2 separate regions of the Homo sapiens genome follow, and region 1 is linked to region 2. Evidence: read pairs that join two places in POLR2A ChIA-PET (ENCODE). Cell type or tissue: PC-9. All regions are shown on one strand. Links, peaks and the distances in the headings refer to the core of each region. The heading gives the core; the rest is flanking DNA.

Region 1 (5,719 bases), core at 918-4,917, 870 kb before region 2:
AACTCTGGATTCAGCAGGCTGGAAAAATGGAGCTGTCCGTTTAAGAGGAGCTGTCTAGACCCATGGAAGGCAGGCTGGCAGGTTGCGGTCTGGGGCCCTGTCTGGGTCTGCCAGGCTCATCAGCCAGCCTTCCTCCTGGATCTTCCCTAGCTGGCATCTGTGGCAAACAGCAGAGCAGCACTGAATCAGCCAGACAACCAGAGGCACAGATCTCAGTCTGGGATGCTGCCTGGAGTCCAAGACACCAGTTGGGCATTTTAGCTGGGAAACTAGAGGGAAAGAAGGATCCTCAGAGACCACCTCTTTGTGTCTCAGAGGTTGGGATTTGAGGTCCAGCCGGGGCCTATCCTGCTCCATAACCTGCAGGGACCCTGCAGCTGTGACCCACGGCCTCCCCTGCCTGGCCCAACTTCCTGTGCTTGGGACCCACGCACAGAGCATATCACCTATGGATTGGAGAAGGCCCACATGGGGTCTAGAGGCCCCTCCTGGCTGTGGCTGCCCCATCAGCTCTCAAAATGTCCTCTAAAGAGACCCTCTGGGCCAGATGCAGTGGCTCACGCCTATAATCCCAGCACTTTGGGAGGCTGAGGCAGGCAGATCACCTGAAGTCGGGAATTCGAGACCAGCCTGACCAACATGGAGAAACCCCTTCCCTGCTAAAAATACAAAATTAGCTGGGCGTGGTGGCACATGCCTGCAATCCCAGCTACTCAGGAGGCTGAGGCAGGAGAATTGCTTGAACCCGGGAGGCGGAGGTTGCGGTGAGCTGACCTCGCACCACTGCGCCCCAGCCCGGGCAACAAGAGCAAAACTCCGTCTCAAAACAAAGAGACCCTCTGAAAGAGTATTCAGCCCCACACCAGTCCTGTGGGAGTAGACAGGAGGAGAAAGTGGAGGAGTGAGGCAGGAAGGCCAGGGCAGGTCTATGCAGGCGGTGGGGTGAGGGATGGGTAGGAGAGGAGGCTGGAGGCCTGAATCTTGGCAGGAGTGGTGGGGAGAGAGAAGGGATGACTAGGTGAGCTGGGGGAGAGAGGAGGACGGAAGAGTGCTGGGGGGTTCCAGAGCTTCTGGCCCCAGTGCCTGGGAAGATGGTCATGGAGGTGCCCTATACTGAGCTGGGGCATGGGTGGTGAGGCTGGCTTCAGGGTGGCATGCCTTTGAGACATCTGAGAGAGAGGTCCGCCCCCAAGGGAAGGATCCATACCTGTCCGCAAACAGATGCTGGCCGCAGCTTAGGAAAACCAAGGGATAGGTGGGAAGGCAGAGGATCTGAAGGGAACACTGGGGGACAGGGGAATTTGAGGGGTCATAAGAAGAGCAAACCCCCCCACCATAAGACGAAAGACCCCAAAGAATCCCACTGACAAGTCCTAACCCCAGAGAAGGCAGTGTCACAGCACAACACTACCTCAAGGGAACTGGTCTAAGGGTTCTGGGATTCACTTACCACTTCCCTGAGGGCTCCCATGTCCCTCCCCTCTACTTATCCAAAGGGTCCTCCAAGGCTGAGTGGCTCACACCTGTAATCCCAGCACTTTGGGAGGATCGCTTGAGCCCAGGAGTTTGAGACCAGTCTGGGCAACATAGTGAGACCCCATTTCTACAAAACATTTTTTTTTTAATTAGCTGAGCATAGTGGTGCCTGTCTATAGCCCCAGCTCCTCAGGAGGCTGAAGTGGGAGGATTCCTTGAGGAGGCAGATGTTACACTGAACTGAGATCACGCCACTGCACTCCAGCCTGGGTGACAGGGTGAGACCCTGTCTCAAAAAATAAATAAGCAAAAAAAGAAGGGGGCCACCCGCCACTGGACTGTTGGCCCATGGCCGCCTGTGGGGAGAATCCAGCCAGCCTTAGGGAGGAGATGGAGAGACAGGAACGGGCATAAGCAGCATCTGGCTGGCTGGGGTGGTGCCTCGAGATGGGAGACCCAACGGGCTCACTCAACTCTCTCTTCACCACTCACAGGACCTGGGCCTTGAGAGGACCCTCCTTCCTGATATCCTCTACAGAGATGTGGCCTTCCTCAACCCGGTCGACCCCATCTCCCATGACCTGCTTGTGAACCTGGCCCGGGACCTGCAGTGCCCCAAGAAGGTGAGGCTGGCAGGCACGGGCCCTGGGCTGGGCACTGTGGTGGACAGGGGGGCCAACAGAGCCCAGGGCTGGGGACTGGGAGGCTAGGTCCTTCTGCGGCTTGCTGTGTGGCCTTAGGCAAGTCACTGTCCCTGTCTGAGACCTGCTGCCAGCATCAGTATATTAGGCTGGCCACCAGCTAGAGCAAGTGTGAGCTGTGCTTTGCAGGACCCTCAGAGTCCTGGGCAGACCCATTTTCTGTGTGGCAGCACTGTGCACCAGGCCTGGGGGCCCAGACCAGGAAGACTATAGCTGGGCAGAAGTCATATGGGGACCCTGCGGGTCACAGACTGTTCTGAGAAATCCACCAACGGAAACAAACTCCTAGCCTCTGAATTCCTGGGCCAGAAGAGAGCCGCTCTCGGCTAGAGCCCCCGTCTGTCCGCAGGTCTCCATCCTGTACAGACACCCTTGCGGACGGGTGCTCACTGCTTTCCCCTACAACAGCTGGGGTCATAAGCAAGGCCCTCCTCCTTGCTGGGGTGGAGTTTGCCACCTGCAGCCTCCACCCCACAGCTGCCCAGAACCCCATGCTGACAGCACCTGCAGATGTCCTGCCATGAGCATCGACACAGCCCCAGGATGTGTGGCTGTGACCAGCCACCGGACCCAGACTCCTAGTCACAGTGAGTCCCCAACCAAAACCAGGGTATCCGCTCTGGGCCCTGCCAGCTCTGAATGCCCAGGTCTCTGCACAGTCGGCCCCTAGGACTCTGCGCCTAGCCCACGGCCATCACAGGAACAGCCAGGGCTTGCAGCTGCTGTGTGTGCTGCCTGCTCCTGGGGCTGCTCACAGAGGGACTGGATAAAGGATGCAGTGGAGCATGCTCAGTGCCAGCTTTGTGGGCCGCGCACCTCGGATTCCACCCTGAGCTGGGCCTCTGCCGGAGCCCAGTTAGGACTGAGAGAGAGCCAGGTGGTGGTGCTGTAAAACATTACATCCCCCAGCCCTGTCAGCCCAGACCCAGACCCCGCAGGCGCAGTCTCGCTTGGAGAGTGAGAGGAAGAAGAACACGCTGACCTGGCTTGTTCCTACTCCCTGGGATTGGCGTCAGTGGAGCACGGCTCCCTCGAGGGGCCTGGTCTGGCCTCCTCCCCCTGTGGCAAGTCCCCGAAGGGTGCTGAGGGTGGGCAGGCAGCCGGCTGATAGCCCGAGACGCTGGCCCTGGGCCCGAGGACAGGGAACAAGGGCTCATTGTCTGGGCTTCCTCCCGCCGGGCACTGCGGGACTGGACCAGCCTGTCCAGCTCCCAGAGGGCAGCCTCCCCTGGCTCTGTGCCAGGCCACAGCCGGGTTGGGGGGTAGGAGGGGGAGGCCCTGGTGGGCAACTCGGTGATGCATGGTGCATGACTGTGCTCACACACACACTTGGCTGCCTGGGTCCCTCTCCCCAAGGCCCTGAGGTGGGCAGGAGGGGCTCAGATTCACCATGGTGACACTGCCCTCCCACAGGACTATGAGCTCTGGAAGTCCTCGGACAAGATCTGCCGACAGCTCATCTACCACCTCACCCCTCACTCGAAGCAGCAGCAAGGGTCCAGCCTGCGCCAGAGGAAGACCCAGAGCTGGTAAGGGTAGCCCAGCCACTGCCCCTCCTCACTGCTGCTCCAAGGTCCCTTCTCAGGTTGACACCTGCACTCTCACCAAGAGGCTGGTGCTGAAATCCCACCTGGTGAGGCCCTCACCTGGTCCGCATGAGGGCCCTACCCTGGAAGTCAGCCTGGCCCGTGGTAGCAGATGCTCCCCAAGCCAAGCTGCACCCTCTGAGTGACCCGTTTGGCATTTCCCACAGGACGGTCCTGCCTCCTGCCATTCATACATCCCTCAATCCCTGGTCTGTTACACGGCCTGGACACCCCACCCCTCCACCCAACAGCCAAGGTGACCTCAGTAGGCATCTTCAGCTGAGACTTCCCAACAGGTTGCGGGGGAGGCAGATTCTGGATCGCGATTCTCATTTTAGAGGGAAGGAAACAGGTTCGGAGAAGTGGCTTGCCTAAGGCCACACTCTACCCTGATTTTCCTGTACCTTGTTGGGAATTCTTTGCCACTGCCAGGCTGCCTAAAACTGAGGCTTCCGTGGCTGCCCAATAGCTCCCTCTGCCATGGGTCCCTCTCAGACACTCCATCCTGGAGTGACTCCATCCATGGAGCCTCACACACAGGCTCAGTCCAGAGCTGGCCACAGGCACCCAGGCCCAGAGGCCTGAACTGCTGCCGGGAGCTTACCCTAGCAGGCCTCCCCTGTCTGCCCTCCACCCCTGTCCCACCTTGGGCCTAATAGGCCACGCTGAGCTTGGACCCCACAAGGTTGTTCCCTGCCATGGCTGGTGGGGGTCCTGAGGGTGTGCTCACTGCTGTCAGTCCCCCAAAAGGCCTGTCTGCCTAGTGGGCTCTGTTCAGATAACTGGGGAGAGACCTAGAGGGTTGGTGGGGGCGGGGGTCCTTCTCAGTCTCTGAACTTCCCTTCTAACTGAGAAAACACGGGGAGCCCTCCCTCATGGCCGGCCCCCAGCCTGCACACCCAGGACCTCCCCTTTCACTACTGTGGGCCTGTCCCTCTCTATCCCCGGTGCCCTGTACAGCCTAATAGCCGTCCCTTTGTAGGAGAATTTCTCCCTACCCTAAAAGAATCGACATCAGAAGGGGCACAGGGAAAAAAACATGTGGGCTCAAGAGTCAGAGCATCTCAGTTTGAGGACCTGGTTCCCCGCTTAGTGGTGTGTGGCCATGGAAGAGTTACTTCACCTATCTGAAAAATAAGTGAGATGTCAATAAAACAGGTGTGGGATGCTGGGCACACAGTGAGATTTCAAATAATAGTTCATGAAGAAAGAGCCTTACTGTGTGTGCATTTAATCCTCACAACAACCACGTCCCATTTTCACCAAAGGGGAAACTGAGCCTCTGAGCATTGCCCATGGCCACCCACTTAGAAAGTGACAGTTTGGGCCCGGGCGCAGTGGCTCACGCCTGTAATCCCAGCACTTTGGGAGGCTGAGGCGGTCAGATCACCTGAGGTCAGGAGTTCGAGACCAGCCTGACAAAGATGGAGAAACCCCGCCTCTACTAAAAATACAAAATTAGCCAGGCGTGGTGGCACATGCCTTTAATCCCAGCTACTTGGGAGGCTGAAGCAGGAGAATCGCTTGAATCCGGGAGGCAGAGGTTGCCGTAAGCCGAGATTGTGCCACTGCACTCCAGCCTGGACAAAAAGAGCGAAACTTTGTCTCAAAAAATACGAAAGACACAGTTTGAATCTGGCTTTGCCAGACTGTAGGCCTGGGCTGTTCCCGACAGGTCACTGTCTGTGGTCAGTGGGGGGACTGCCTGGTTGCCTAGTCCATCCCCACCTGCCACTCTCCCATAGCCTCAAGAGCAGCCTCCAGAAGACTCTGCTGGCAGGGGAGACTGTGGACCTCTCAGGCATCCCGCTGTCGACACAGGACGTGCAACACATCACACGCTACCTGAGCAGCCATGGTGCTGTGCTGGCGGTGCTGGACCTGAGCTTCACGGGGCTGAGTGATGAGCTGCTGCACCTCCTGCTGCCCAGCCTGTGGGCGCTGCCCCGCCTCACC
Region 2 (5,719 bases), core at 927-4,926:
GCTAAGATGTGAACTGAAGGCTGGGCACAGTGGCTTATGCCTGTAATCCCAGCACTTTGGGAGGCTGAGGCAGGCAGATCACTGGAGGTCAGGAGTTCGAGACCAGCCTGGCCAACATGGTGAAACACAGTCTCTACTAAAAATACAAAAATCAGCCATGTGTGGTGTCGTGTGCCTGTAATCCCAGCTACTTGGGAGGCTGAGACAGGAGAATCGCTTGAATCCAGGAGGCGGAGGTTGCAGTAAGCCGAGATTGCACCATTGCACTCCAGCCTGGGAGATAAAGTGGGACTCCGTCTCAAAAAAAAAAAAAAAAATGTGAACTGACACATTGGGCTGTGACTTCATGAAAAGATATTATTATTGTTTATAGTACTGGTACAGGTTTGTACCCTACAAACACAAAAATTGTAATAACTTCTACTGCACAAAATTCTCATAAAAATGCAAACTCTATGTTAAAAAAGTTACCCGGGTGTGGTAGCCCATGCCTGTGTCCAGCTTCTCAGGAGGCTGTGGCAGGAGGGTTGCTTGAGCCCAGGAGTTGGCAGCTGCGGTGAGCTATGATTGTGCCACTGCACTCCAGCCTGGGTGCCAGAGCACATCCCTGTCTCTAAAACAAGCAAACAAAACAAAACAAAACAAAACTCTACGTGTGAGATTGCATATACCAAATGATTGAGGCCATTCTGTTAGGATTGATGAGATATTATGACTAGGTATCAACAAGAATGGAATTATACGCTTACAATTGTACTTCTCTGATGACTGGAAATACTTTACACACATTAGCTTCTGGGTCCATACATATCCAACATTATTTCTTTTTTCTCTTTTTCTTTTCTTTTCTTCCTTTTTTTTTTTTTTTTTTTTGAGACAGAGTCTTGCTCGGTCATCCAGGCTAGAGTGCAGTGGTGCAATCTCAGTTCACTGCCACCTCGGCCTCTGGGGTTCAAGCGATTTCCCTGCCTCAGCCTCCCAAGTAGCTGGGATTACAGGTGCGTGCCACCATGCCTGGCTAATTTTCTGTGTTTTTAGTAGAGCTGGGGTTTCGCCATGTTGGCCAGGCTGGTCTTGAACTCCTGACCTCAGGTGATCCTCCCACCTCAGCCTCCCAAAATGCTGGGATTACAGGCATGAGCCACCACACCCAGCCTTCAAACATTATTTCTCCTCTACTACCCACATTTTTTTTTTTTTTTTTGAGACAGGGTCTTGCTCTGTCCCCCAGGCTGGAGTGCAATGGTGCGATGACAGCTCACTGCAGCCTCAACCTCTCATGCTCAAGCGATCCTCCCACGTCAGCCCACTGAGCAGCTGGGACTACAGGTATGTGCCATCATGCCTGGCTAATTTTTGTATTTTTTGTAGAGATGGGGTTTTGCTATGTTGCCTAGACTGGTTTCAAACTCCTTAGGTCAAGCAGTCCGCCCACCTCAGCCTCCCAAAGTAAGATTTCAGGCATGAGCCACTACACCCAGCCAAAAAAAAGATAATTAAAAAAAGAAAAGAAAGTATTCTGCTTACCCCAATCCTGGGAACTGGGACGTCTAAGTCCATCAGACCCTAATGTTATAAAGACGGGAAACACATTACAAAACCTGGCACGATTTTGGCTCACTGCAACCTCCACCTCCCAGGTTCAAGCGATTCTCCTTTCTCAGCCTCCCTAGTAGCTGGGATTACAGGCACACACCACCATGTCTGGCTAATTTTTGTTTTTGTGGTAGAGACGGGGTCTTACCAGGTTGGCCAGCCTGGTCTCGAACTTCTGACTTCAAGTGATCCGCGCACCTTAGCCTCTCAAAGTGCTGGGATCACAGGCGTGAGCCACTGCACCTGGCATATGTAGCTTTTTAAAAAAATCTTTGTTGCTATCTTATTTAGGAATAAAATATGAGGCAGCTTTGATATCGGTGGAAGGTATCAGTGTTCCAGGCAGTGAATCTGTGTGGGTTTGCAGTGACCTCAATTTTTGCCTCCTCAGGAAAGAATTCAACTGAGGTGTGTAAGGCAGAAAAAGAGACCAAGGTAAGTTTCAGAGCAGGAGTGGAAGTTAGTTTGTTTGCTTATATATTTAAAATATTTTAGGCCAGGCGCGGTGGCTCACACCTGTAATTCCAACACTTTGGGAGGCCGAGGCGGGTGGATCACGGGGTCAGGACATCGAGACCATCCTGGCTAACACGGTGAAACCCCGTCTCTACTAAAAATACAAAAAAAAAAATTAGCCGGGCATGGTGGCAGGCGGCTGTAGTCCCAGCTACTCAGGAGGGTGAGGCAGGAGAATGGCATGAACCCGGGAGGCGGAGCTTGCAGTGAGCCGAGATTGTGCCACTGCACTCCAGCCTGGGGACAGAGCGAAACTCCATCTCAAAAAAAAAAAAAATTTTTTTTTGTTGCCTAGGCTGGAGTGCAGTGGCACCATCTCAGCTCACTGCAACCTCCACCCACTGGGTTCAAGTGATTCTACTACCTCAGTCTCCCTAGTAGTTGGAACTATAGACATGTGCCACCAGACCTGGCTAATTTTTGTATTTTTAGTAGAGACGATGCTTCACCATGTTGCCAGACTGGTCTTGAATTCCTGACCTCAAGTGGTCCACCTGCCTTGGCCTCTCAAAATGCTAGGATTACAGGCATGAGCCACCGTGCTCAGCCCTGGAGTGGAAGTTTATTTAAAAGGCTTTAGAATAGGAAAGAAAGGAAAGAAAAGTACGCTTGGAAGAGACCCAAGAGGGCACCAAGGTCAAGTGCGGTGTTTAACCTTGACCCTAGGACTTTATAGGCTGGCCTCTTTCCCATGTTCCTTCCTTTAGGGTGGGCTGCCACAGGGGGCAGGTGAGCACCCGCTATGTGTTTAGAAACTTCTGTGCACACCCATCTAAGGCTTTCTTCCCTTTTCTGGTGGAGTGCCCCCGAAAGGTCATACTCCCCCATTTTGTCTCTTACTGCACATGCCTGGACTCACTCATCCAATACCTGACATTTTATCAGAAGCCCCCTTGTGCCTCTCCCTTGTGCCTGCATTCAATTCATACTTTAATGCAACAGGTGTGGACCAGCAGGCAATGGCCTTTTCCTGGTGCCAGCTGCCAATTTGTCACTTTTTTTTTTTTTTTGAGACAGAATCTGGCTCTGTCACCCAGGCTTGAGTGCAGTGGTGCGATATCACTGTAACCTTCACCTACTGGGTTCAAGCAATTCTCCTGCCTCAGCCTCCTGAGCAACTAGGACTACAGGCACACACCACCATGCCCAGCTAATATTTTTGTATTTTTAGTGGAGACGGGGTTTCATCATGTTGGCCAGGCTGGTCTCGATCTCCTAACATCAAGTGATCCGCCCGCCTCGGCCTCACAAGGTGCTGTGCCCGGCCAATTTATCCCTTTTAGAGAGGCAATGGGATGATCGCCAAACCATCTGCTGACATTTCTAGTGGGCGAGGGGAGAGCCCTCTCTGCCCCCATCATGCCTATCCTACCTTTTCCTGATGCAGCTCTCAGCTTGACTTTTCCCTTTGGCTTAGTGACTTGTCAGGGTAGGAGGGGTCCCAAGATTTATTTTCTTTTCACAAAGGCAAAAGGGGATACGGCATGTCACATGGTGAAAGAGGGAGTGAGAGAGAGAACAGGGAGGCGCTGCACTCTTATAAACAGCCAGATCTCATGGGAACTACCTGAGTGGGAGCTCACTCATCACCAAGGGGATGATCCCATCATTGCCACCAGGCCTCACTTCCAATTCCGAGAATGACATCTCTTTTTTTTTTTGAGACAGAGTCTTGCTCTCTCACCTAGGCTGCAGTGCAGTGGTGTGATCTCATCTCACTGCAGCCTCTGCCTCCCAGGTTCAAGCAATTTTCCTGCCTCAGCCTCCCGAGTAGCTGGGACTACAGATGCACACCACCACGCCCGGCTAATTTTTTTTTTTTTTTTTTGAGACAGAGTCTTGCTCTGTCACCCAGGCTGGAGTGCAGTGGCACTATCTCGGCTCACTGCAAGCTCCACCTCCCGGGTTCACGCCATTCTCATGCGTCAGCCTCCCAAGTAGCTGGGACTGCAGGCGCCCGCCACCACGCCTGGCTAATTTTTCGTATTTTTAGTAGAGACAGAGTTTCACCGTGTTAGCCAGGATGGTCTCGATCTCCTGACCTTGTGATCCACCCGCCTTGGCCTCCCAAAGTGCTGGGATTACAGGCATGAGCCACCGCACCCGGCCTGTATTTTTTTTTTTTTTAGTAGAATTAAGGTTTTACCATACTGGCCAGGCTAGTCTTGAACTCCTGACCTCAAGTGATCTGCCCACCTCAGCCTCCCAAAGTGCTGAGATTACAGGTGTGAGCCACTGCGCCTGGCTGGAAATCACATCTCAACATGAGATTTGGAGGGCACATACCCAAACCACATTACCCTTCGAGGGAAATTCCGGGCACCTAGCTATCTTGAGAAGTAAATTAGCAACTTGATGAGAAGAAGGTAATAATTGGCTGGGTTCAGTGCCTCACACCTGTAATCCCAGCACTTTGGGAGGTCGAGACAGATAGATCAACTGAGGTCAGGAGTTCGAGATCAGCCTGGCTAATGTGATGAAACCCCATCTCTACTAAAAATACAAAAATTAGCTGGGTGTGGTGACGGATGCCTGTAATCCCAGCTACGCGGGAGGCTGAGGCAGGAGGATTGCTTGAACCCGGGAGGCGGAGGGTGCAGTGGGCTTAGATTGGGCCATTGCTCTCCAGTCTGGGCAACAGAGCAAGACTCCGTCTCAAAAAAAAAAACAAAAAACAAAAAACAAGAAAAAGTAATAATAGCTCAGAACAACAGCCACCCAAGTCGGTTAGAGCCACAAGATATTTGATCCCCTATAGAAAGTAAAGATAACATCTTGACAAATGTCCCTAAGTTGTTTTTCAGAAGCGCAGACCTCAACCAGATGAAAAATGGCGACAGCTTTCACGTTGACCTCAGATAAGGGTGAACCAAGGGCTGAACTCTGATTGGAGTTCTTTGTTCTAAATTTCTTCCTGAGGGGCTTGGAGGGAATCAGACTCACAGGTGAAAACTTAACATCCCTTCTGCTGACCCCAAGGTTTTAGATAAAGCTTTGCTTTCTTAACCAACTGTAAACGTAAAAAATATTTGAATTCACCAGGCGCGATGGCTCATGCCTGTAATCACAGCACTTTGGGAGGCCGAGGCGGGCGGATCACCTGAAGTCAGGAGTTCAAGGCCAGTGTGGTTAACATGGTGAAACCCTGTCTTTACTAAAAATACAAAAATTAGCCGGGCGTGGTGGTGGGCGCCTGTAATCCCAGCTACTCAGGAGGCTGATGCAGGAGAATTGCTTGAACCAGGTGGCACACGCCTATAGTCCAGCTACATGAGAGGCTGAGGCAGGAGGATTGATGAAGCTCGGGAAGCAGAGGTTGCAGTGAGCCGAGACCAGGCCATTGCACTCCAGCCTAGACGACAGAGCGCGACTCTCAAAAAAAAAAAAAAAAAGAAAAAAAGAAAGAAGGAAAAGGAAAAAAGGAAGGCATCTTCTCTGGCACCCTTTAGTCTTTTTTTTTTTTTTTTTTTTTTGAGATGGGGTCTCGCTCTGTCACCTGGGCTGGAGTGCAGTGGCACAATCTCGGCTCACTGCAACCTCTGCTTCCCGGGCTTTATCAATCCTCCTGCCTCAGCCTCTCATGTAGATGGGACTATAGGCGTGCACC

What was found. Peaks named below come from ENCODE experiments on the same cell type or tissue, not always from the same donor. Only the 100,000 strongest peaks of a DNase experiment are listed, where the experiment ranks them.
Region 1: POLR2A ChIA-PET joins it to region 2 with 6 read pairs; 1 of 35 experiments calls an interaction of 5 or more read pairs at or near these places.

The regions. Positions count from the first base shown.
Region 1 is chr22:24,586,201-24,591,919 of GRCh38, reverse strand. LRRC75B (leucine rich repeat containing 75B) reads left to right here. Exons shown (of 4, transcript NM_207644.3): 2 at 1,971-2,099; 3 at 3,591-3,706; 4 at 5,509-5,719. It also overlaps a transcript of GGT1 not described here. Among named protein-coding and RNA genes, the nearest start is that of LRRC75B, 4.0 kb to the left of the region's middle. RefSeq lists an enhancer at 1-420. In PC-9, for the core only: no CTCF peak of the experiment used is centred there; a DNase peak (open chromatin) is centred at 3,387.
Region 2 is chr22:23,720,274-23,725,992 of GRCh38, reverse strand. No RefSeq gene overlaps it. Among named protein-coding and RNA genes, the nearest start is that of ZNF70, 28 kb to the left of the region's middle. In PC-9, for the core only: no CTCF peak of the experiment used is centred there; no DNase peak of the experiment used is centred there; H3K4me3 peaks cover 551 bases; H3K27ac peaks cover 882 bases.